2 separate regions of the Homo sapiens genome follow, and region 2 is linked to region 1. A link is an interaction called in ENCODE POLR2A ChIA-PET data of the cell type or tissue named here. Cell type or tissue: Panc1. All regions are shown on one strand. Each heading gives the region's core, and the rest is flanking DNA. Links, peaks and the distances in the headings are about the cores only. Region 1 overlaps CUBN (cubilin). Region 2 overlaps VIM (vimentin).

The links. Peaks named below come from ENCODE experiments on the same cell type or tissue, not always from the same donor. Only the 100,000 strongest peaks of a DNase experiment are listed, where the experiment ranks them.
Region 2: POLR2A ChIA-PET joins it to region 1 with 7 read pairs; 14 of 35 experiments call an interaction of 5 or more read pairs at or near these places.

What each region holds. Positions count from the first base shown.
Region 1 is chr10:17,001,554-17,009,553 of GRCh38, forward strand. The region is part of intron 28 of CUBN (cubilin); the gene reads right to left. Among named protein-coding and RNA genes, the nearest start is that of CUBN, 120 kb to the right of the region's middle. RefSeq lists an enhancer at 5,277-5,571. In Panc1, for the core only: no CTCF peak of the experiment used is centred there; no DNase peak of the experiment used is centred there; H3K27ac peaks cover 5,458 bases.
Region 2 is chr10:17,231,719-17,248,778 of GRCh38, forward strand. It overlaps VIM (vimentin), which reads left to right. Exons shown (of 10, transcript NM_003380.5): 4 at 1,869-1,964; 5 at 2,052-2,213; 6 at 2,975-3,100; 7 at 3,451-3,671; 8 at 4,128-4,171; 9 at 4,576-4,661; 10 at 5,512-5,875. The coding sequence ends at 5,553. Among named protein-coding and RNA genes, the nearest start is that of VIM-AS1, 10 kb to the left of the region's middle. RefSeq lists a silencer at 7,052-7,346. In Panc1, for the core only: no CTCF peak of the experiment used is centred there; no DNase peak of the experiment used is centred there; H3K4me3 peaks cover 1,431 bases; H3K27ac peaks cover 2,736 bases.

The sequences.
Region 1 (8,000 bases), core at 1-8,000:
CTGGACCCAGGAAGTCCAGCTGGCTTCACTTCTCAAGATCATATTTTTAAATTACACATGTTGAGTCATGTTTTAAAATGATAACATCAACAACAGTAATAGTGAATGAGATGTCAATTAAACCAATGCACTAAGCGTTTAATCATATTTTCATTCACTCTTTACATGGCAAGATAGTTTATTTTTATCATAATATCTTCAGACAAATTTAAGATTACATTTAGGTGGTAAAATCTATATTATTTATCCTGCATTCCTTCAATTTCATTATTTTGGTACACAGGGTCAAAATAGTCTATATTTGAGTAGCCTGTGGAACTAGGAGGAGAAAAAAATCAGGGACAGAGTATATTATTGTCATTACTGATCTACAGATTATCAAATTCTACTAACTCTTATAAGTGGTAGTTACTGTCCTCCACCAGATTTGTTCTGTTTGTGAGACAATGCTGCTGCCACCTGGCACTGCTTCCTCTGTTCCTCTGAGTACACAGTGCATTCACACAAAACAAGTCCTTGGATATGTAATGTTTGAAACAAATATGGCAACATTTAAGTCAATGGTCGAAAAGAGAAACCTCTGGGGACAAAAATTCAGGTTCTACGCTGAACGTCACATTTGTTCTGAGTTGGCTTAGAACTCAAGTTTCTACACTTCATTTTTGGCTGCTATGATATTTGAAACTGAAAAAAAAAAGTGTGGTTTTGGTTTTTGTGTCATACGAAAAAGTGTGGAATCCCCTGCAAAGTACATGCATTCCTCTATTGGGGATATTGTTGCCAGGGAACCAGAACACAAACAGAAGTTTCGAGAAAGCCCTTTCTTTGGCCCAGATCTCAAGGACTGTTATTACAAATTGTGCAATCTGTGATTTGGGAAGGTCATGGTGGTTTGAGGGTTATTTTTTTTTCTTTTTATAACTGTTTCAAAGAGTGGCAATAGAAATAGAACTCCAACTTTTTCAAACAGTGGCGACATGGGAATGGGGAGGCGAGACTCCTGAGAGGCCCTTGCTGGTGAAGAGACTCAGAGCCAACATGAGATGAAGGTCAACTGTGTGGATGTGTATTTACTGCTGTCGTCAAGGAGGCAGAAATGTCAGGAGTGAGCTTTTCCACTCATTCTGAAAGGTCTGCATATGCACAGCTTTAATGCTGCCTCTGATCATTGGGACCTTGCTGGAGAAACTCTGAAGTCAAGGCCAAAAGAGCTGTGGGATTTTCTTAGTCACTATCCCAACTTTACAACAAGGAGTTATTTAGAAACAGATTTCTTAGAAATGAGCATCGTCCATTAAGAATTTCTTTGCAGAAAAGATATAAGTGAAAATTTGTCATAAATACAAATCAGACTCAGTATCACGATGCAGAAACCTGTGCTTTGGTTCCACACTAAGAAGGAACTCATTTCCAGTCTCCATGCTTAAAAATATTTTAAGAGTATCACAAAGACAAAAGCCCAAAATATCAAATAGGCTGAAAAAGCCATCATAAACAGGATGGGATATAGCATGTATAAATGTGAGAGAAAGAATAGTCAGCATTTAGGGAAATATCTCTTAACTTAAACAGAGCTAGTTGTTTTTAAAAGCTTCTCTTTTACTTAAATTTCTACCAAAACCAAGCAGGATTTCCTTATCTGACATCAAATTCTTGAGGTTACTTTGGAGGCGGATGGATGGGTGCTTTACCATTTCTCTCTGTGTGACATTATGTCTATCACAGCCTAGCAGGAAGCGACACTGTGAAAGCAATTCCATTACCAACGGAGAGAAGGTCTGCGCCTGAGATTAGAACCAGACAGTGTGATTCACAGCCCAGCCCTGTGAACCTGCGCTAGAATCTTTGCTGACCACAATTCATAAATCACTTTCATTGCCAACATCATACTTCCAGATTGTTGTGAATTTTTTCACCACGTGGCAGCAAGGACACACAATAATAAAAATTTTAAATTGAACATTTTTTGTTCAATAAAATTTTTTCGTTCAACAAAAGTTTTTTGTTCAATAACAAAAAAGAGCCCTAAAATCATTTTCAAACTGGAAAACTTAGGTAATCATGAGTCTGTATTTCAAAGTTATAACTTTGAAGAAATTATTAGGAAGAGAGAATGCGGCAATTGATCTAATATTTTCTGTGCCAGGATTTATCACAGCACTGGCCACATAGCCCTTGAGTGTCTTTGCTGAGGATTCATCAGAATGTTACTCACCTTGGATCATCAGTTGTCTTGTCTCTGCAGACCGCTATTCCTCGCTCTTAGTAACCAGGACCCAGAATGGTCCCCTGGGGTTGCCTCTGTCACTGTGATCTATGATGTCTCCAGTTGTAATCTCCTCCCTTGACATTTCCCACTCCATTGTCTAAAACAACAGTGGTTCCCTTTTCCTTACTACGTTAAGTTCACACTAGTCTAGCTGGCTTTGAGAATTCTAAAGAATCTAGCCCAGGAGGTCTACGAAGCCTCATATCCCACTGTCTTCATTACATCAGGCTTGTTTCTCTCTCTTTCTTGGCTCATGCTTATCCAGGCACCATCTGTCATTTCTTGTCCTGATCATTCTTCAAGGGCTCTAAAATCTCACAGAGTCCGTGAAGATTTTCCCCAATGACTTCCAGCCTCCTTACTAGCCTTGCAATAGGCACCTCACAGTTCAGCACTTCTGTTAGTTTTCTACACCTGCTTCCTAACTGATCATGCTCAGCTTGAAGACAAAGACTAACGTGGTATTTCTTTCATATGCCTAAAAATACCTTGCACAGTTTTGGATATATATTTCATCATGCTCACAACTCCAAATTCACCAACATGTAGTTTATTCCAAAGTCTCTTTCTCTGGCCCAAAACCTCACCTAATTTTTATACTGACACCAGCAATTGCTGAAAGGATACATCCCCTGAACATCTCAAATTCAGCATGTTCAAATAGAAGCTCACAATTTTCCCCCAAACATGGTCTTTATCTGGGATTTCCTATCTATGAATAATGGCACCACCATGCACCAAATCATACACCGCAGGAAAACGGGAGCTATCCATGATTCCTTCTTCTGTCTCCCAGATTGACACACATCTACTCCACCATCAGATCTGCCCATCCTACCTTCTAAATAGCTCTTTTTTTTTTTTTTTAGCAGAATCTCACTCTATTGCCCAGGCTGGAGCGCAGTGGTGCCATCTTGGCTCACTGCAACCTCTGCCTCCCAGTTTCAAGCTATTCTCCTGCCTCAGCCTCCTGAGTAGCTAGGATTACAGGCACGCACCACCACAGCTGGCTAATTTTTGAATTTTTAGTAGAGATGGGGTGGGCCAGGCCAGTCTCAAACTCCTGACCTCATGGTCCACCTGCCTTGGCCTCCCGAAGTGCTGGGATTATAGGTGTGAGCCACTGCACCCAGCCCTAAACAGCTCTTTAATACGCTGCCTCACCCACTACTCATTTCCTTTCTCCCTGCTCTGACTAGTCACCAAACTCTCAGTCTCTTCCTCTTCTTGGGCATCCCTCTACTTGCCAGAACTCTTATTCTAAAGTGTACTTCTGTTTGCATCACTAAATTTCCCACTTAAAAATCCATTGGTGGTCTTTCCCTGATGGCAGGATAAAATCCAAATTCTTGTGATGTTTCCTATCAGTTGGTTTCTGATAACGTGTCCTGCGTCAACTTCTATCACTCCCTTTCCCTAGTGTTTCTCACCTTTTGTTCATTATCAGCCCCCTAAGGAGATTGTTCGGACATTTTTTTCCAAATTCTCAACCATGAAAATTTAATACCACAAGTATATTGCATATCTGTTATGTACTGTATATCTTTATGCTTTATACATTAAAGAGTAAGAATTTCTTAATCCCCCTACCAAGAGCCAATTTTACCTCCTTGGAGTTGATACTGCCCCAATGGAGAATGCAGAGAATGTGTGGTCTAGCTGAAGGACTTGCTCTTTGCAAAACTTTTGTGCCCTCACACCTTGCTGCTTCTACTTAGAAAAGCCTTCCTCTCCCAGATATTTGTCTGATCAATTCTTGCCCATTCTTTAAAACTCAGTTCAAATGTCAAAGCTGCCTGGAGGTCTCTTTGAACTTCCGCAGGCTGTCCTAGCTATTTTTTTCTGTGTTCCCATGGCGTCCTGGATTATGTATATATTTCTACACTTGGTTTACCTGCCTTGCCTACTCTATGACTAACTCCCCAAAGTCAAGAATGTGATCTCCTTCCTTTCTGGTATGGGCTGAATTGTATCTCTGCCAAAATTCATATGTTGAAGTTCTAACTCCCAGACCTCAGAATGTGACTGTCCTCGGGGATAGGGCCTTTAAAAAGAGGCAATTAAGTTAAAATGAAGCTGAATGGACTGTAATCCAATCTGACTGGTGTCCTTATAAGGAGCAAATTTGGACACACAGAGCTATCAGGATGAACACACACAGAGAAAACACCATGTGAGGACACAGGGAAAAGGCAGCATCCGCAAGCCAAGGAGAGAGGCCTCAGGAGAAACCAACCCTGCCGACACCTTGACCTTGGACTTCCAGCCTCCAGGAGACAGCACACTTCTGCTGCTTAAGCCTCCCAATCTGTGGCATTTTTGTTACGACAGCCCAAGCAAATTAATACTCTCTATATTTAGACAACAAGCCCAAAATATGTGCTGGATGGTTGGTTGAATGAATGAAAAACTTCTTCTCAAAAAATATCTGCTGGCAGAGGTTATGTGTAATTGACATGTAAATAATCATGTAATTAACATGATTCACAGTTGTAGCTGCCTGTTCATTATAGGCTGGGTCCAGCAGATCTTCTCCTAGAGCCCAGCTTACTCACCCTCACACCCTAAGGCATTTTCTCTCACACAAGACAAGTGGATAACAGAATTACAAAAGATAAAACCTTTGTCTTTAAAGGGTGAACCTCCCAGAAATCGTACTACATGTACTCTAAGTCACAAAAGGAATAAAATTTTTGAATGAGAAGGAATTCCCCCGAAAGACCAGTGATAAACAAAGGCTAATGAAAGACCACTCGAGAGAAAGAGACCTGGAGCAAAGATCTAACTTTAAGAGAAACACTGCCGACCTCATGGCGGTTTTCTGCCAGTGCTCTAAAGATGTTTTTTAAAAGCCCTTTGGTACAGTGCCTCATGCCCACAGGTAGTCAAGAAGGCACTGGCTTACATCCAAACCGAGCCAGTCATAAAAGATGTTGACACGGTTTTTAAAATGTTCTCTTCTAATTTCTGAAACTTCTCAAGGCTTGAGAAATCTCCTTAATAGCTAAAAGGAAGATAAAATGGACCCAGCCCCCATTTGAGAGGCTGATGTCATCTATCTTCCCAAAGAAAAGGCCACTTTTTCCTTTGTGGAAATCCTGGGTGACATCACCTCCTGATCACATGCCCCTTAGCCCTGCTCCTGCAAGCTCCCAGCTGAAGGGTTCGCTCCCTTTGCAAATGTCACTCTCTCGCTCACAAAGCTCCTTGACCTTGTTTGTATGCTGGATTCCATCACTAAGTGAAAGAAGGCTTCTGGGAGCAACGACCAGAAGAGGCGAGGGGGTCTGTGCAGCTGGTTGGGAGGCCACTTTTCACACAGCCTGCGGAAACTTCTGTATTCCCCACCCCTATCCCCCACCCCCTCCCCCTGCAACCCAGATGGAGGCCTCCAAGGCTGAATTCAGCCGCTGGACAATGCTGTCAAGGCTGAATACCATGAACCGATTAGAGACAGGGCAACTGTGGCCATTTCTTTATTTCCAGGGTGGGGCCCTCTTTGAGGACCCGCATAAAAGGCCCTGCAATGTTACTTTGTCTCATGTCTGCATGGCCATGTTCAGAAAGAGCCCACAGATAAAGCCTCGTTGTAGATCCGTTTTCTTAAAGCCAATAGAAGGTTTGTGTCGTTCACAAAGAAGCATATTTTGTAAATGCGTTTGTGTATGAACTGGGGAAATGAATGAAGTGTGTAGGAACTCTTCCTCAGAAGCAGTGCTCAGGAAATGATGTCGCTGCCAAGTTTGAACTCTCTGCTTGGTGTTTGGAGATCGTACTGCACAGTTTAGAAAAGAGTCCAGTGGGGAGGGTGGGGCAGGGGGAAGGGATTGCAAGGTGATAGGATTCTGAGGAAAAGAGGCTAGGAGTTTAAAGCCACTTGACCTGGCCAGGGCACGAAGAGCAACTCCAGGACCAGCGTTAGCGGGGCTGTCCTGAGCCCTCCACCTGATTCTGAGAACATCCCTTGCGGGGCTGTGCAAGGAGAAGCCTTTCTAATTATTTTCCTTCTGATATGTTACACACACTCACACAAATGCATTTAAGAATGTTATGACCAGCTCAGTGGCTCATGCCTGTAATCCCAGCATTTTGAGAGGCCGAAGCAAGCAAATTGCTTAGCTCAGGAGTTTGAGACCAGCCTGGAAAACAGAGAAACCCTATCTCTACAAAAAATACAAAAGTTAACTGGGTGAAGTGGTGCACCCCTGTAGTCCCAGCTACTCAAGAGGATGAGGTGGGAGGATCACCTTATCAAAAGGCTGAGGCTGCAGTGAGCTGAGATTGCGCCACTGCACTCTAGCCTGGGAAATAGAATGACACCTCGTCTCAAAAAAAAAATTACAATTACACTTGAGCATTGAGAGTAATTTTTACATTTATTTAGCCCCATGGCTGTAGAGTCCCTGCCCGTGTGTGGTGTGTGTGTGTGTGTGTGTGTGTGTGTGGTGTGTCTCTTGAGCACTGAGAGTAATTTTTACATTTATTTAGTCCTGTGGCTGTAGAGTCCCTCCCCGTGTGTGTGTGTGTGTGTGGTGTGTGTGTGTGTCTTGAGCATTGAGAGTAATTTTTAAATTTATTTTGGCCCCATGGCTGCAGAATCCCTGCTCGTGTGTGTGTGTGTGTGTGTGTGTGTGTGTGTGTGCGCGCTTAGCCACATTATGTGCTTAGCTCTGCAGCCACCTTGGCAGCGCTGTTTCTCTTCGACTCAGTTCCATCCTCTTGACTTCTCAGGTCCCTCGGGCTCTCCCCACTCCCTCCTATCACAGGGTCTTTCTTCTACCTGGAATCCTTTTCCTTATCCTGCTTGCCTAGTTAACTCCTGCTTATTTTTTAGGTTTTGGTTCAGAGGTCTCATTTGCGTGGAGATCATCCCTGACCTCCTGCTGGGCCCAAGTCAGATGCCCTGTGTGTGCCCGCTTGGCACTACTCATGGTTTTGATTTTCTATTTATTTAAGTGTGTTTTTGCGTGATGTCTGCTTCTCCCACCTAGCCTAGCTCTGTAGAGTAGAAACCAGGCCTGCTGGTCTGAGTCACTCTGTGTCCCCCGTCTCAGCACAGTACCTGGCACAAAAGACATCCTTAGTGTCTGTGGAATGAACAAATGCGTGAATGATACATCATGATTTACGTCTTGCATTTAACTCCAATGGATCAAAAATGGCGGGACCTCTCCCATGGAAGAGCTCGCCCTCTCTGTGGGCTCCCCTTCTCAGGTTATCTCAAACTAAAGACCTACTTCAGATGCAGAGTATTGAACTCTGTGTACCTGTGGCATTGCATACCTGTAGAATATGATAGTCAATTTTGCACAGATCTAAATGACTAAAAATTCCTTTCCAGAAGTTTCCTCCCAAGTATAATTTACATATTGTGAGCAGCACAGAGTTAAAAAACAATTTTATATTTCGGTTCTGGTCCCAGCTGGCAACATTTTGTTGCATAACTCTGGCTCCAAGTTTCCAGCAACTGGGAGAAAGTTTTGAAATAGTAAACAGGAAAGCAGAATAGACAGAGGGTGCCTTTGACTCTCCCAAAGGAAGACAGATTCCAAGTAGAACTGGTAGAAAAAAATGTTCCCAACATAAAACTCAGAGATTTCACCAGAATATTCAGCACATTGGCTGGAAGAGCCCATTGATACAGTAATCTGGGCACAGCCTGCCATGACCGTTCAATCAAGCTCCTTAGAGTGGCCTTGGGCTAGTAAGGCTAGAACAGCCTGGAGGGGAG
Region 2 (17,060 bases), core at 3,717-11,716, 230 kb after region 1:
AGTAATAAACCCAAGGCTGAAAAACTGAATTTTAACTAAAGGGTTTTTGTGCGTGTTTTTTTTTTTTTTCACCAAAATTAGATGGACTTACAGAATTTTTAACTTAAAATTGGAATCCAAAAGCCAGAAGATCCCCATTATAGTTTATAGTTGTATTCCCTGGAATATTTACTGGGATTAACTGCAAAGCACTCTCAGATGAATAGTGTAGTATAACATTTTGAAACTGAAATACATTTACCAAATTAATTTAACCACAGCAATGTGTGTGGTTCATTTTAGTCCTTGAGCATTTTTGATTATCATACCTGTCATGTTTTCTGCAGTGTAGTGAGTTAACATAAAACAACATCAATACAAAAGATCCTCTGTTTCGAGATTAAGCAAAATTCCTCATTCTCTTCAATGTGATAGAATACCACATTGATCTTTCTTTGGAGGTTAGTAAAATATCTTTTATGTATTTTTCAGGGCTTAACAAGTAAAAATCAATGTTTTCATCAAGTCTGATCTTTTTGTCACCCACTCTTCATTCATTTTTCCACTAAGGTGATAGAAAAGTCTCAACAGTTTAAGACCGTAAGGCTATGAACTCCAAATATAATTGCTGACAAGATAAGCAATCCTCACGCATCCTTTTGAGAGGAAATAAAATCTTAGTTGCAAGATTACATATTCTGATTTGGAATGCTGAGCTTTTTAAATGGAAATATAGAAGGACGGCTGAATCAGCAAAAATCCTTTATGTAGTTTCATTCTTTGCAAGCTTGACCAGTCATTCTGAAACAGGCTAACTGAACTGATACAGTGGCAAGTGAAAAAGACATGCCTTTACAGGATGAGTCAAAGGAGTTTTAGAAGAAAAATCCACCAGAGAAAGCCAAGCAAATACAGTTCAGAGTTACATTTCTTTTCCATTTTTTCCTGAACTGAATCTTTGGCATGCATATCCTGAATTGGGTTATTGAATATAAATCTAGCCTTGTACAATGGATGCCAGATGACTACATATTTGCTTTGGAGCCTAAGGATAAGTTTCAAAAGATTTGAGTGGAGAAGAAAAGCTAAAACTCTTGAAGCACAAGTTTCTGTTCTCCATGTACTCAAGTGTACATGAAGTTGTGAAAATTTGTCCACCTCTATCATCATGTTATTCCATGAAATTACAAAACAAATCTTAAAAATGTTGTGGCATAGATTTTCTAGATTTAAAAAGTAATTAAATTAAATGAATTACTTTATTTTTTGAGACAGAGTGTCACTCTGTTGCCCAGGCTGGAGTGCAGTGGCACTATGTTGGCTCACTGCAACCTCTGCCTCCTGGGTTGAAGAAATTCTCCTGCCTCAACCTCCCAAGTAGCTGGGACTACAGGCATGTGCCACCACACCCAGCTAATTTTTGTATTTTTGGTAGAGACGGGGTTTCGCCATGTTGGCTAGGCTGGTCTCGAACTCCTGACCTCAAGTGATCCACCCGTCTCAGCCTCCCAAAGTGCTGGGATTACAGGCATAAGCCACCATGACCAGCCTTAAAAAGTAATTTTAAAATATCACTGGTAAAATGTGGATTCAGTCATGATTGAGTGCAGTTTACCATGTGTGTGGACATTTATTTATTTTAAAATTGTCTGATCACCACCTTGAGTAAAACACAAGCAGTCACAATTAAAATATATTAGTGAGCAGGAGAAAGCACAGCATATTATAGCACTGAATGATTTATAAACCTATTCCAGGGTCATAAAATGTGTCAACGGCTTTTCTATAGTAAGGAGACTAGGTTCAGATGGTTAATCTAAGACAAATAAATGAGATAAGCCATACACTTTTACATCCTCCATGTCCTGTCTTTTCTCTGTTCAAAATAGGATGTTGACAATGCGTCTCTGGCACGTCTTGACCTTGAACGCAAAGTGGAATCTTTGCAAGAAGAGATTGCCTTTTTGAAGAAACTCCACGAAGAGGTTAGTGGAGTGACTTTCGGGGAATGAATGAGGGTAAGGCAGCCCCCACGGTTGGCAGAGCTGACCGTCTGTCTGTTCTTTTTGCAGGAAATCCAGGAGCTGCAGGCTCAGATTCAGGAACAGCATGTCCAAATCGATGTGGATGTTTCCAAGCCTGACCTCACGGCTGCCCTGCGTGACGTACGTCAGCAATATGAAAGTGTGGCTGCCAAGAACCTGCAGGAGGCAGAAGAATGGTACAAATCCAAGGTAGGAAACAAATCAGTGCGGCTTCAACCAAAGAAAAGCATTGTGTTCTCAAAACCCCATACCTGTGTGTGATTCCTAAATATCCTCTAGCTCCAATGCAAAGCTGGCTTTGACTTCTTGCTCATATTGTGTTTGCCACCACAGCCTCCCCACCACTCACATCACCTCCTTTATTTATTTATTTATTTTCTTATTTATTTATGAGACAGAGTCTTGCTCTACTGCCCAGGCTGGAGTGCAGTGGCAACATCTTGGCACACTGCAACCTCCGCCTCCCAGGTTCAAGTGATTCTCCTGCCTCAGCCCCCTAAGAGCTGGAACCACAGGCAAGCACCACCATGCCCGGCTAATTTTTGTATTTTTAGTAGAGATGGGGTTTCACCATGTTGACCAGGCTTCTCTCAAACTCCTGACCTCAGGTGATCCACCCTCCTCAGCCTCCCAAAATGTTGGGATTACAGGCATGCGCCACCACGCCTGGCCACATCACCTCCTTCAGAATAGCAGACTCTCTTCCCCCTAACCTTGCCTCCAAGTAAACCCCAATGCCATACCTTTGACCTCCACTGTGTTGAAATGAGCACTGTAGAGTGAACTCTGAAAATACTAATGTCAGTACTCCACTGCTCTTTCCCTGGCTTTCAAAACAGAAATTTAAACCTATACTGGAAGACATTCAGTGAGAAATATGATTTTTTTTTTCTAAGAGAGTCAAAAGACTTGAATGTGAGCAATCTACATTTCTGTTTTCTTCCCAACAGTTTGCTGACCTCTCTGAGGCTGCCAACCGGAACAATGACGCCCTGCGCCAGGCAAAGCAGGAGTCCACTGAGTACCGGAGACAGGTGCAGTCCCTCACCTGTGAAGTGGATGCCCTTAAAGGAACCGTGAGTACCAACCCTGCAGTAAAAGAGGGAAAATAATGACCCATTCTGCTGACTAGGCTCATGATGATACCTGAACAAAATGTTGAGTGAGTAAAAATGTATATCATAATGCAAAGAAAATGAGTTATCAAGACAGACTCAAAAGGGACTTCATGGAACTCTTGAAGGTTTTAGCTTGCCTATATCATTGCTTCTAATATGAAGGACTTGGTACTCGCATTCTCCACCTAAAATTAGAGTGGTCGCCATTTGCCGCTAATGGAAATTATTGCAGAAGGTCTGTAAATGGTTCTGGGAACAGCTGGGTTTTTCTGAGAAATAACACCAGACATCTTTCTCACCCCCTGCAGAATGAGTCCCTGGAACGCCAGATGCGTGAAATGGAAGAGAACTTTGCCGTTGAAGCTGCTAACTACCAAGACACTATTGGCCGCCTGCAGGATGAGATTCAGAATATGAAGGAGGAAATGGCTCGTCACCTTCGTGAATACCAAGACCTGCTCAATGTTAAGATGGCCCTTGACATTGAGATTGCCACCTACAGGAAGCTGCTGGAAGGCGAGGAGAGCAGGTAGGGAACTCAGACTTGGATGCGTGAACTAATGGTGACCATTTGTTAGGCCCTGTGCCACTGGGCTCTAAGCAGTGTCACATTTAATCTTTAGAAAGTTTCTTTGAGGTAACTGCTTTCCACTTTTTGTAGAGGAGGAATTTGAATTGAGAGAGAGTAAGTGACTTGCTGAAAAAGGGTTAATCAACAGCAGAGCTGGGATTTGAACCCATAACTCTGTCAAAGCCTCCACTCCTAACTCCTGTTCATGCTCCTGTGGAGAAAATGCTTGTAGTAACATATTTTAAATGTACTAACAAGACCAGTCATGGGAAAATGTTTCTGAGACAAATCTCTAGTTTATGATTTAAAACAGTACGTTTTCTTACGTGACGAAAACAAAAAGTGTGTTAATTTGTTCCCAGTGGTTGAAGTTATTTGCCAACAATTTTACTGTTTCTCTTCATCTGTTTATAGGATTTCTCTGCCTCTTCCAAACTTTTCCTCCCTGAACCTGAGGGGTAAGCATTTTATTTCCCTTTAGGAAAAACGTCAGCTGCTTGTAACCACTGTGTTTATGTCAAAGCATTCATTTTTTTTAGGATATCTGAAAAAATGCCATATAAGAGAAAACTCTATAAAACATCTATAATTTTCGAACCCAAGTACACTCTTGCATTCTATGCTTTAAGTTAAATGCAAACTCCTTTTTCCTTCTTCCTGCTGCAAGTACTATCTCATCCTGATGCTCAAGAGTGTCAGGGCCTGGGTTTCCAAACAGAGACTACCCTAAAATTATTTGGCGAGTAGTACTTTACACAATTGCCTCTCCCCCACAAATCATAATTGTTTCAGTAAAATGGTTACTTGGTTTTTCCAAGAAAAAACTCGTTTTTACTCATTTTTGGCCTGTTTGTTTATTTAGAAACTAATCTGGATTCACTCCCTCTGGTTGATACCCACTCAAAAAGGACACTTCTGATTAAGACGGTTGAAACTAGAGATGGACAGGTTGGTATCTTTTAAGGAAAAAATAGGGTAATCTCAGACAGGAGTTGATATATTTTAAAATCAGTGAATCTGAATCTCAGATACAGCTGGCTAATTTGAGAGGTTCAGGTTTCATTCATGCCTACTAAAAAAAGAATAGGCTTCTTCTTCCAGCAGTACACACAGCCAACTAATTATTTGGCTCCTGGATGTGAAGTTGAGATAGCAGTCTTCCTGTGCTCCAGAATTAGTGATTTGCTTTGGTGCTTAATTTGAAGTGGGAGTAAGCTTCCTTAAACCACTTCCTAAAGCAGCTACATGAAACAGCTTCACTAGACTACCTCAATATGAGGAATGTTTTGATCCTGGACATATGGTGTCTTCCTACCTCCATACTTTATAGATTCCTAAACCCATCTATATAATACAAGCATGTGCCATACGATCATTTAGTTTCTTATTACCTCCCTATGCCAGGAAAGAAATAGTTGCAATTTATTGTAGTCATCATGAAATCTTCCCTTGCACATAAATTTAAAATGTACCTGCTGCACATTTTAATATGTCTTAATTGCTTTTAAACTTGGCTGTATTGTGTACAACTATTATACCATCTTTTATAAACACAGTTTTTTAAGAAATTTCTTTTTGTAAGTTACAACATTCCACTGGATCCTTATATTGCCTGTAGTGGAAGAGGGTCTTGTGTGTCTGCCCCTTCTAGTTTTCACTCATGCAGAAGCAACATAACCTTCTGATTTGCACAATAAATTACATATATTTAGCAGGATTTTTATTTGCCGTGATATATAGGATAATTTAGTCTTTGGCATGTGGCATTATATTTATTTTGGTTTTTTTTTTTAAACAGGTTATCAACGAAACTTCTCAGCATCACGATGACCTTGAATAAAAATTGCACACACTCAGTGCAGCAATATATTACCAGCAAGAATAAAAAAGAAATCCATATCTTAAAGAAACAGCTTTCAAGTGCCTTTCTGCAGTTTTTCAGGAGCGCAAGATAGATTTGGAATAGGAATAAGCTCTAGTTCTTAACAACCGACACTCCTACAAGATTTAGAAAAAAGTTTACAACATAATCTAGTTTACAGAAAAATCTTGTGCTAGAATACTTTTTAAAAGGTATTTTGAATACCATTAAAACTGCTTTTTTTTTTCCAGCAAGTATCCAACCAACTTGGTTCTGCTTCAATAAATCTTTGGAAAAACTCTTTTGTTGTGTTATTTATTGGATAATATCTAAACAATTCTCTACTTGGTCCTATTAGTTAATTTGTCATTACAATCATGTAAGTTGATAAATTCAGGTTATTTATGCTTGAGATGTAGTTCTTAATTTTGTCATTTTTGATAGACCTCACTTCTTTTTATTATTACTTAAAAACATTTACAAATAGGTGGTGTCGAATAAAATAACTTGTACCAAAATGAAGATAGGTCTCTCTAAAATGAGCTCAGGTCTGTGATTTTAATCATAACAAACAGACTTCCTAAAATTAAAAAATAAAAACTTTTTTTAGTACATATAGCATATGAGTAACACAAATTCCACTTTGGGAGTTAAAGCATAGGAAGTTGCCAAGATATAGGGGCTTATCTTCCGCTAGCAAGATGCAGAGAAATGGAAAAAGTTCACCAAGTTTTTCTTTTATTTAAGACAGGATCTCACTTTGTCACTCAAGCTGGAGTAAAGTGACTCAATCATAGTTCACTGCAGCCAACAACTCCTAGGCTCAGGCAATCCTCCCACCTCAGCCTCCTCAGTAGCTAGGAGTACTCAAAACAAATAAACGAATGTCTAACTTTAGCCTAAAATGTGAGTTGTCTTCCCAAAACTAGCCACACACCTGGCTAATTTTTTTAATTTTTTGTAGAGATGGGGTCTGGAAGTGTTGTCCAGCCTAGTCTGGAACTCTTGTGCTCAAGTGATCCTCCCTCGGCCTCCTAAAAAGCTGGGATTACAGGCATGAGCCACCACACTCAGCCTAGTTCACCAAGATTTAATATATGAAACCGTTCTGCTTTATTGTGTGTGTGTGTGATAGCTATATCTATATCCATCTATCTATAGATACAGATATTTGTAAAGACCTTTGTGTTTGGAGAATGGCATTAGGCACAAAATAAAACCTCCTACCTTTTCTTCCAGGGAGATGAGATTATTACATGTGAATCGCATGGTGCTAACTGTAGGTGTAATAAGGTTTCAAAGTCTGGAGCAATAAAAATGAAGTGGGGCAGTCATGGAAAGCTCCCTAGAAAGCACTCAGTGTGAGCATAGAACTTACATAAATAGACGAGAGAAGGTATTGCCAAGAGGCAATAGTGTAGTAATGGTCAATAATGTGTGTTCTGGAGTGAAAACTTCGAGTACATTCTCGGACATCTCTAAGTTTCAAATTATGGAAATATTATTATCTTCTCTCCTCCGAGAATGATGTGGTAGACATTGTCATAATTTTTCTGTGTTTGCATCTGCCTCTCTCTGGAGTTAACTAGTGAGATGGTTCTCACAAAGCCCTGCCCATTTGCAGGAATGTTCACTGTGATTTTCATCATTTTGGTTACCGTGGGTACTGCATGAATAAAGAAAGGATTGGGGCTGGATGCAGTGGCTCATGCCTGTAATATCAGCACTTTGGGAGGCTGAGGCGGGTGGATCACTTGAAGTCAGGAGTTCCGGACTAGCCTGGCCAACACGGCGAAATCCTGTCTCCACAAAAAATACAAAAATTAGCCAGCCGTGGTGGTGGATGCCTATAACCCCAGCTACTCTGGAGGCAGAGGCAGTAGAATTGCTTCAGCTTGGAAGGTAGAGGTTTCAGTGAGCCAAGACTGTACCACTAAACTCCAGCCTGAGTGACAGAGCGAGATCCTGTCTTAGAAATAAAGAAAAAAAGGATTGGCTGCTGAAGTAACTCCTAGCCATTCTAAAGGTAAATTCTAAATGTAAAAGTAAACTTTACATTCTAGTTTACTTGGGACATTCTTGGTTTATGACTGTTGTGTAAGCATAATTATTAATAATAACAGTTTGGACAATAGATTGTATGTGGTCAGGTCATGCTACCCTTAGAATAATCTTACAGAAAATGTGTCTGTCCCCTCAGCCCCCATATTCAAACAACTGACATGGACAATGGCATAATTAATTTTATTAGTGTAAACATCCAGGTCTTTGGGCCCTTATGAAACCTTTTCTATTTGATTTTTCGTTTTGCTTTCTGTTCTTTAGCCATTCTCACCACTGTTCCCCGCAGCCTCCTAACCCTAGGATCCCTGTCTCCTCTTCCACTTGTATCCCACCTTTGGCTTATAAGGGTCATCCAGGGAAGACCCCAGCCCCATATTGGCTTTCTTCACACACCAGACTCATTATTATTTTTTTAAAAATTGAAAAACAAGCCACAGTTTTCTTTCAGGGGAAAAGAACCAGGACAGCAAGTTCTGCTCATACCTATTGAGATTAGTAGACTCCCACTCTTAAAAATCCTTTACAGATGGAGGCCAGGCATGGTGACCAAGGTGGGTGGATCCCCTGAGGTCAGGAGTCCAAGACCAGCCTGGCCAATAAGGCGAAACCCCGTCTCTACTAAAGACACAAAAACTAGCCAGGGGTGGTGGTGCACACCTGTAATCTCAACTACTCGGGAGGCTGAGGCACGAGAATTGCTTGAACCCAGGAGATGGAGGTTGCAGTGAGCCGAGATTGTGCCACTGCACTCCAGCCTGGGCAACAGAGTGAGACTCTGTCTCAGAAAAAGAAAAAATATCCTTTACAGATGGAAACAACAGACACTGGGCACTTCAAAAAGGAGGAGGTTGGGAGGAGGGCAAGGGTTGAAAAACCACCTGTTGAGTACTTGGGTGATGGGTTCAATAGAAGCCCAAGCTCTAGCATTACGCAATATATCTATGTAACAAACCTGCACATATACCCCCTGAATCTCAATTAAAAAAAAAAATATCTTACAGCTCTTTCTAAAGTCACATCCCAGAAATGGAAAAGAGGAGTGGGCCTCCCTTATCTGTGACTGTCAGAAATTAGACCATAATGAAAAGCTTCACAGGTGCCCCATCTCCGAAGAATTCAAATTTATTTCAGTCTTCTTCTATTTTATCTTTAATTATACTGTTAGTGTTTTTCCTTATCTTCCACTTTGAAAAATTTATAAAAAGAAATTATGTTCTCACCACCTATGGTGAAAGAGAGATTAATGCTTGGTTCCTTCATGTATAATATTAATCCAAGATTAAAGGAGACGGAAAAAGTAGGGGGATGGGGAGAAAGAAATGGTGGCTTAAAGTGTTTAAGTCTGAAAAAAGTTACTAAGGGGATGGTGAAATCCATGGAACTCATGTGACTGTCAAGTCCTACTAAGTTTTCTCACAGTGACAGATGGAAAAGGCTGCTGGTGAATGAAACAAATGTCTACTTTTAGCCTAAAATGTAGTGAGTTGTCTTCCCACAACTAGCCGCTAACAAAGGCGCTAAAAAAATAAAATCTCTTCCCAGGCTATGAGACTAAGGGAGTGAGTGTGTGTAGTGATGGGGGAGGGAGACAGACTTTCACTCCAACTATCGTCTGAATGTTTGTGTCCCCCCAACTTTGTATGTTGAAACCTAACCTGCAACGTCATGGTATTCAGATATGTCTCTTGTGAAGTGATTAGGTCAGGAGGCTGAAGCCCTTATGAATGAGATTAATGCCCTTATAAAAGAAACTCCAGGCTGGGCGTGGTGGCTCACACTTGTAATCTCAGCAGGTTTGGAGGCTAAGGCAGGTGGATTGTTTGAGTCCAGGAATTCCAGACCAGCCTGAGCAACATCGTGAAACGCTATCTCTACAAAAAACAAAAAACAAACAAACCATGTGTGGTGGTGCACACCTGTAGTCCCAGTTACTCAGGAGGCTGAGGTAGGAGAATCACTTAAGCCCCGGAGGCAGAAGTTGCATGAGCCAAGATCATGCCACTGCACTCTAGCCTGGGTGACAGAGTGAGACCCTACCTCAAAAAAATAAAATAAAATAAAATAAAATAAAACAAAAAAGCCCATAATCCCAACACTTTGGGATGCTGAGGCAGGAGGATTGCTTGAGACCAGAGTTCAAGACCAGCTTGGGCAACAATAAGAGGCCCCATATCTACAAAAAATAAAAATATAAAAAAAACAGGCATGGTGGTACGTGCGTATAGTCCCAGCTACTTTGGAGGCTGAGGTGGGAGAGGATCACAGGAACCCAGGAACTCAAATCTGCAGTGAGCTAAGAAGGTGCCACTGTACTCCAGCCTGGGTGACAGAGGAGACCCCATCTCAAAAAAGACCCTTAAAAACCCACTTGTCCCTTCCATCATGCGAGGACACAGCAAGAAGGCACCTTCTATAAACCAGGAAGTGGCCCTCACCAGACACGGAATCTGCTGGTGCTTTGATCATGAACTTCTCAGCCTCCAGAACTGTGAGAAATGTTTCTGTTGTTTAAAAGCCACCCAGTGTGCATGATTTTGTTACAGCACCCGAAACAGCCTAAGACAGCTCCATCCTAAGGATTACTCATGAGCTTTGTGAAGGAAGCAAGGATAAAGCAGACACTATGCCCACACGAAGTCTCCCTCTCCAACCTGCCAGACCAGCTGCATGAAGAAGGGTCTGTACTACTCAGCTAGTTTTACTGTAACAGAATACCACAGACTGGGTGGTTTAAACAACAGAATTTTATTGTTTCACAGTAACAGAGGCTGGAAGTCCAAGATAGAGGTGCTGGCAGGGTTGGTTTATTCTGAGCCTCTCCCATTGGCTTGCAGATGACACGTTCTCTCTATGACCTCACATGGTCACCCCTTAGTCTGTTTGGTCTGTGTCCTAGTGTCTTCTTCTAAAGACACTAGTCCCATTGGATTAGGGCCTACCCATATGGCTCCATTTTACCTTAATCACCTATTTAAAGGCCTTATCTCCAAATACTGTTACAATTTTTTTTTTTTTTTTTGAGATGGAGTCTCACTCTGTCACCCAGGCTGGGGTGTAGTGGCACAATATTGGCTCACTGCAACCTCTGCCTCCTGGGTTCAAGCGATTCTCCTACCTCAACCTCCCAAGTAGCTAGGATTACAGCTACACACCACCATGCCCAGCTAATTCTTGTATTTGAATAGAGACAGGGTTTTGCTATGTTTGCCAGGCTGGTCTCGAACTCCTGACCTCAAGTGATCTGCCCACCTGGGCCTCCCAAAGTGCTGGGATTACAAGTGTGAGCCACCATGCCCAGCCCTCCAGTACATTTTGAAGTACTGGAGGTTAGGGCTTCAACATATGAATTTTGGGGAAACACACTTCAGCTCATACTAGGATCACCACTAAACATTGGGAAACACTCTCCTTGTCTGTACTCACAATAGGTCTGTGATACAGATTTTCAAAAGCTGTAAATTTGCAAAATCATTGATAGGGAATGCATGGCTTACAGATTTGTTGATCATTTGTGACTGCCCAGCTTCTCCATTTTTTTTTTTTTTTTTTTTTGGTCCCTTGTCTAGAGTCAGGGCAGTTTGAGGTCAGTTCCATGGAGTCTTTCTACAAAGATCTTTCATGTCAAGCAAATACTTCTTTTAGGGCACTGTAGGAGGTGAGCAGGCAGCCGTCAAAGACCTTGGAAGAGTCAATAAGTAGGGTACCCGCAAGTGAAAATTTTTCTCATTCCACAATACCAGAAGGCCGATTTCTTAGGAAGTTTCAGTTTCTTGTATGTATCAGGCACTATGCTAGGTGCTGGCTGTACAATGATAAAGTTTCCTCCGTTACTGAGTTCACAGTCTATCAGCCTAGTGGGAAAGAACAGAGAACATAAGGAAAATGCATGAGGTGTACTATATATGTTTAACTGTACATAGTACATACAAAAGCTATACAGCACAAGTAAAGCCTACAGGACATGCTTACAGGCAAGCTCTGTCTACTTCTTAAATCAACTGTAATCCATTAATTCCAGTCCCCATATAACAGCTATCTTCTCCAGGAATATTGACCAGTACGGCCTACCCGTTTTACTTGGTAAATGTGGCAAAGCAGACCACCAGGTCAATTCAGTTCAATTCAATTCTCCTTGACGCAAGGTAACCTGAAGGAGGGTCAAGTTCTGTCCTTGGAGTTCAGACAGTAGATTCCAGTCCTGATGCTGTTCATAACTCAATATAGGCTTCTGTCTCTCCAGAATATGAGATATTTTTTCTATTATCTTCTCCTTTATGTTGTTAATTATATAAATTGTACTTATATTATTTTATTTATTTATTTTTCATAGTGGCTTAAATGTCCTTCTCTGCTAATGTCAACATGTGAATAACATGTGAATTACATTTATCCATCTTTTGTTTTTGTTATGATCATTTGGTCTCTCTTTTTTTATTTTTTAGCATGTCTCATAATTTCTCCTTAATGCTGGACTTTTTAAATGGATACTTAGGTAGGACCTGGATGATGTTCTCTTCCTCTAAAGAACAAGAAAAGTTTTCTTTTTTACAGGCAAAGGGAGAACCAGGCATTACCTCGATCCTGGCCAGAGTTAGTTTTAGCCTTTGTTAGGGCTGGTCTATTTTAACATTATCTTAGTACTGGTACTTACTTCCCAACTGCGTTCTTTAGCCCTAGTGTGGGCTATTTCTCGGCCTCAACTACAACCTGCGTGCGTTTATCAAAGCCCTTCCACCTTGGCAGAGCTAAACTCTAACTTCTGTTTCTCCAACACTACTCAGGTGCTGAAATCTCTGCCCAACTTTTAGCTTCCTGGGTGCTGTTTTCTGCTGTGTTTCTTGGAGCCTCTTCCTGAACATGCAGCTTAGGAGACGGCCAATAATTGGAATGAATTCCTGTCCCCTAAGCCCAATAAGAATTCCATTTTATGTTTGAGCTCTCTCTCCCTCATTTGGAAATTACCCTCATGGGAAAAGCCAGGCAAACATGAATTTTACCTTGGATATTTTTCTTCTTTCAAGGAGTATAACTCTCCAACTCAATTCAGGACTGCATTGTTTGCTTTCATAGGCATTCAAACAGGTAGGGGTGTGTGTGTGGTGGGGCAGGGTGTGTGTGTGTGTGTGTGTGTGTTCCAAATACTATAGTTGTTTTTATGGAGGGGAGAGGTACAGACATCCCCAGCTTACAATGGTTTGATGATTTTTCCACTTTACAATGGTGTGAAAGAGATATGCATTGAGTATGCTCCTTGACTTAAGATTTGTTTACTGGGAGGTAACCTTACCATAAGTTGAATAGCATTTGCATTCCAGTTATCTATTGCCACTCTGAAACATCGAACTGCAAAACTCAGCAGCTTAAAACAACAATTTATGTTTCTGTGAGTTGGCTCAGCTGGAGAGTTTACTAGGGAATGTTCATGCAATTACAATGAGATGGCAGCTGAGCTGTGGTTATCTGAAGCAAACTGTACTGGACTTGTAAGATGTCTTCTTCATTCTTCTGTCTCTTTCTTCAGTGCTCCTTGACTTATTTTACTTTCTACTAATTATCTCAGAATCCAGGGCCTAGGCATCTCACAGCAAGATCTCAGGTTATTTATGCTTCTGGCATTGTGACTCACTGCTAAGAGGCAGAAAGCAGTAATGTCCAGGTTTGATAAGGGTTGCATCTGTAAATGGCACAGGATAATTACCATTATATTTTGTCAGTCAAATAAGTCACAAGGACCACCCAAATTCCAGGATAGAGAAGCAGATTCCACTTCTTCATGGGAGAGTGGCAAGGTCACACTACAGAAGAGCATGTGAGATGAGATAAGATTGTGTGCAATTTTGGCAGATACAATCTACCATAGATACAACCTATTCTTCTATTGTTTACTTTATGATTTTTCCACTTTATGATGGTGCAAAAGTACCATGCATTTGGTGTGCTCCTTGACTGAAGAAGAGTTTATTGCAGGGTAGCTCAACTAGGTTAATGAAACACCATAAATCTTTTAAACAAGAAGTCTCAATCAAAACTGACTGAAGAAGATATGAAAAATCTAAATAGGCTGGGAGCGGTGGCTCACACCTGTAATCCGAGCACTTTGGGAGGCCGAGGAGGGTGGATCACCTGAGGTCAGAAGTTCAATACCAGCCTGGCCAACATGGTGAAACCCCGTCTCTACTACAAAAATTCGCTGGGCCTAATGGCATGCGCCTGTAATGCCAACTACATGGGAAGCTGGGAAAGGAGAATTGCTTGCACCCGGGAGGCAGAAGTTGCAGTGAGCAGAGGTGACGCCATTGCACTCCAGCCTGGGCAACAAGAGCAAAACTGTCTCAAAAAAAAAAAAGAAAGAAAGAAAGAAAGAAAAATCTCAATAGTCTCGTTACCATCAAGTCAAGTCAAGTTCTGCCAAGCATTTAATATACAAAGTCAAGTCAAATGCTTCCAGATCAGAAAATGAGGAAACATTATCAAACTTACTATATTTGTGAATCTATTCGTGCTACTGTCATGAAATATCTGAGACTGGGTAATTTATAAAGAACAGAAATTTATTTTTCATAGTTCTGGAGCTGGGAAGTCGAAGATCAAGGCGCTAGCAGGTTCCGAGTCTGGTCAGGTCAGCTCTTCATTTCCAAGATGGTGCCTTGTTGCTGTAATGTTCCCCTCTGGAGGAATATTGTGTCTTCAGATGGCAAAAGAGATGGAAGGGGTGAAAAGGGTTGTATTCCCTCTGTCAAGACCTTTTATAAGAAACCTAATCCCATTGATGAGAGTGTAACTGTCATGACTTAATCACCCCCTCAAGCCCACGCCTCTCAATACTGCTGCATTGGGATTAGGTTTCAACGTGAATTTTGAAGGGAACAAAAACAGTAGCATAACCTTAATTCCAAAACTATACAGAGATGCAACAGGAGATGAAAATTGCAGCCTAACTTTATTCAGGGATATTGAGGCAAACATCCTAATGAAGTATCAGCAAAACAATTGTGTTGGCTAAGGTTCTTTGAGAAGCAAAAAGTGGGCTTAGATGTACAAGAGACTTGTAGAGAAGGATAAATGGGAAGAAGTAGGAGTAGGCAGGTAAGACTTCAGGTTTTAATTTAACTCTTACACCAGCGAAAGGAGAGAGGGAAGGATGGAGGAATAGGAGTACCTCGGATTGCAGGGCAGACTCAAGAAAATTTTGGCCAAGTCAATGAGGGGGTCCTTAAGTCAGTCACAGTTTAGATGAATTTTATGTCCCATAAGAATGGGTCAGTATCATAATCTTTACCACATGCAGTCATTGGTTGGGAGGAGGCTGGGGGAAGCATGCTTTTGACCCAGATGTAGTGATGATCCAGAAGGGTGGCAAGTGGAGCTGTCAGTTAATGATGCTCCCTGAAACAAGAGATGTTCATGATCTATTTTCCTTGCCACTACACAAATCTAGCAATATATTCTAAGATGTTTAAATGTATTATCAGTGTATAAAGATAATATGCATGTTGGATATAGCTCAGAAAAGTAATATTATTTTAATATTCAAAATTGATGTACACAATTTAATACATTAAGAAATTAGAGGAAAAAAATGGTGAGATGCAATGGCTCACACCTGTAATCCTAGTGCTTTGGGAGGCTGAAGTGGGTGGATCACCTGATCCCAGGAGTTTGAGGCCAGCCTAAGCAATATAGTGAAACCTCATCTGTGCAACAAATTAAAAAAAATTAAGAAGAAAATAATTTAAAAAACAATTAGATGGGCATGGTGGTGCATGCCTGTAGTCTCAGCTACCCAGGAGGATGAAGTGGGAGGATTGCTTGAGCCCCAGGGATTGAGGCTGCAGTGAGTTATGATTGAACCAGTAGACTCCAGCCTGGGCAACAGAGTGAGACCCTAGCTCAAAAAAAAAAAAGAGAGGAAGAAAAAAAATTAAAGCAGAAAATCATGTGATGGAGAGGGGAAAAAGGAAAAAACCTGGCAGGCAGGCAGTTAGGGTGGGTCCTCAGTTGAATTTTTTCAAACAAAAGAACAGCCTGAAAACTCAAGCTGCAGGCACAGATAAGGGAACTTGAACAAGGGGGTTGCTTGAGACATGCCTACAGCCACACAGATAAGAAACACTACACAGGTGACTTGTCCAGACATGCCTGCAATGGAAAATTCTGTCCCCTAACATGTGCACACCAAGGGGAACAAAACAATACGGAGTAACTCAACCTAATGGCCTGCATGTGCATTAGGAGGACAGGGTGGAGCTACCAGAAATCCACACCTTATGCAAATGAGATGTCTAGCCCTCATCGGTTTTTTATAAAAGCTTTTGCATTCAATTGTAAAAATGGCAACCCTTTTCCAGGCCCTTTCTCCACAGCAGAGCGCTTTCTTCTTTTGTTTATTAAACTTTTGCTCCAACCTCACCCTTTGTGTCCACACTCCTTAATTCTCTTGGTCATGAGACAAAGAACTCCAGGCGAAACCTCATAACGAGAGACTGCTACATTGTGGTGTATTGGCTAGGCTGTAACATGATCTGCCTAATCATGTTGAAACATCTAATCATTATGAAAACTTAAGAAAAAAATAGGAATATAAAGACTTTTCTTAACTTGGTAAAAGATCTATAAGAAACCAAACTTTGGGAGGCTGAGGTGGGGGTTCACTTGAAGCCAGGAGTTCAAGACCAGCATGGTCAACATGGTGAAACCTCATCTCTGCTAACAATACAAAAGAAATTTAGCTGGGCATGATTGTACATGCCTGTAATCTCAGCTACTCAGGAGGCTGAGGCTGGAGAAACACTTGAACCAAGGAGACAGAGGTTGCAGTGAGCAGAGATTGTGCCACTATACTCTAGCCTGGGTGAGGGAGTGATACCCTGTCTCAGAAAAAAAAAAAAAGAAAGAAACCAAGAGTAAATATAAAAAACAATACTGAAATAATATAACTAGTCCCTATAAGATCAAAAGAATACCCACTATCCATCCCCACTCCTATCCAATATTGTACCACAGGAAAAAAAAAAAAAAAGGTCAGGCACAGTGGCTCATCCCTGTAATCCCAGCACTTTGGGAAGCCAAAGTGGGAGGATTGCTTAAGCCCAGCAGTTTGAGGTTAACCTGGGCAACATAGTGAAACCTTATATCTACAAAAAATTAAAAATTTAACTAGACATGGTAGTCCATGCCTGTAGTCCCAGCTACTCAGTGCAGGTAGGGCTGAGGTGGGAGGATGGCTTGAGCCTGGGAAGTTGAGGCTGCAGTGCACTATGATCATATCACTGCATTTCTGGCTGGGTGAAAGAATGAGACCCTGTCTCAAAAAAATAAAGACTTAAAAGGCATAGTGGCCTGGCACAGTGGCTCACACCTGTAATCACAGCACTTTGGGAGGCTGAGGTGGGCGGATCACGAATCAGGAGATGGAGACCATC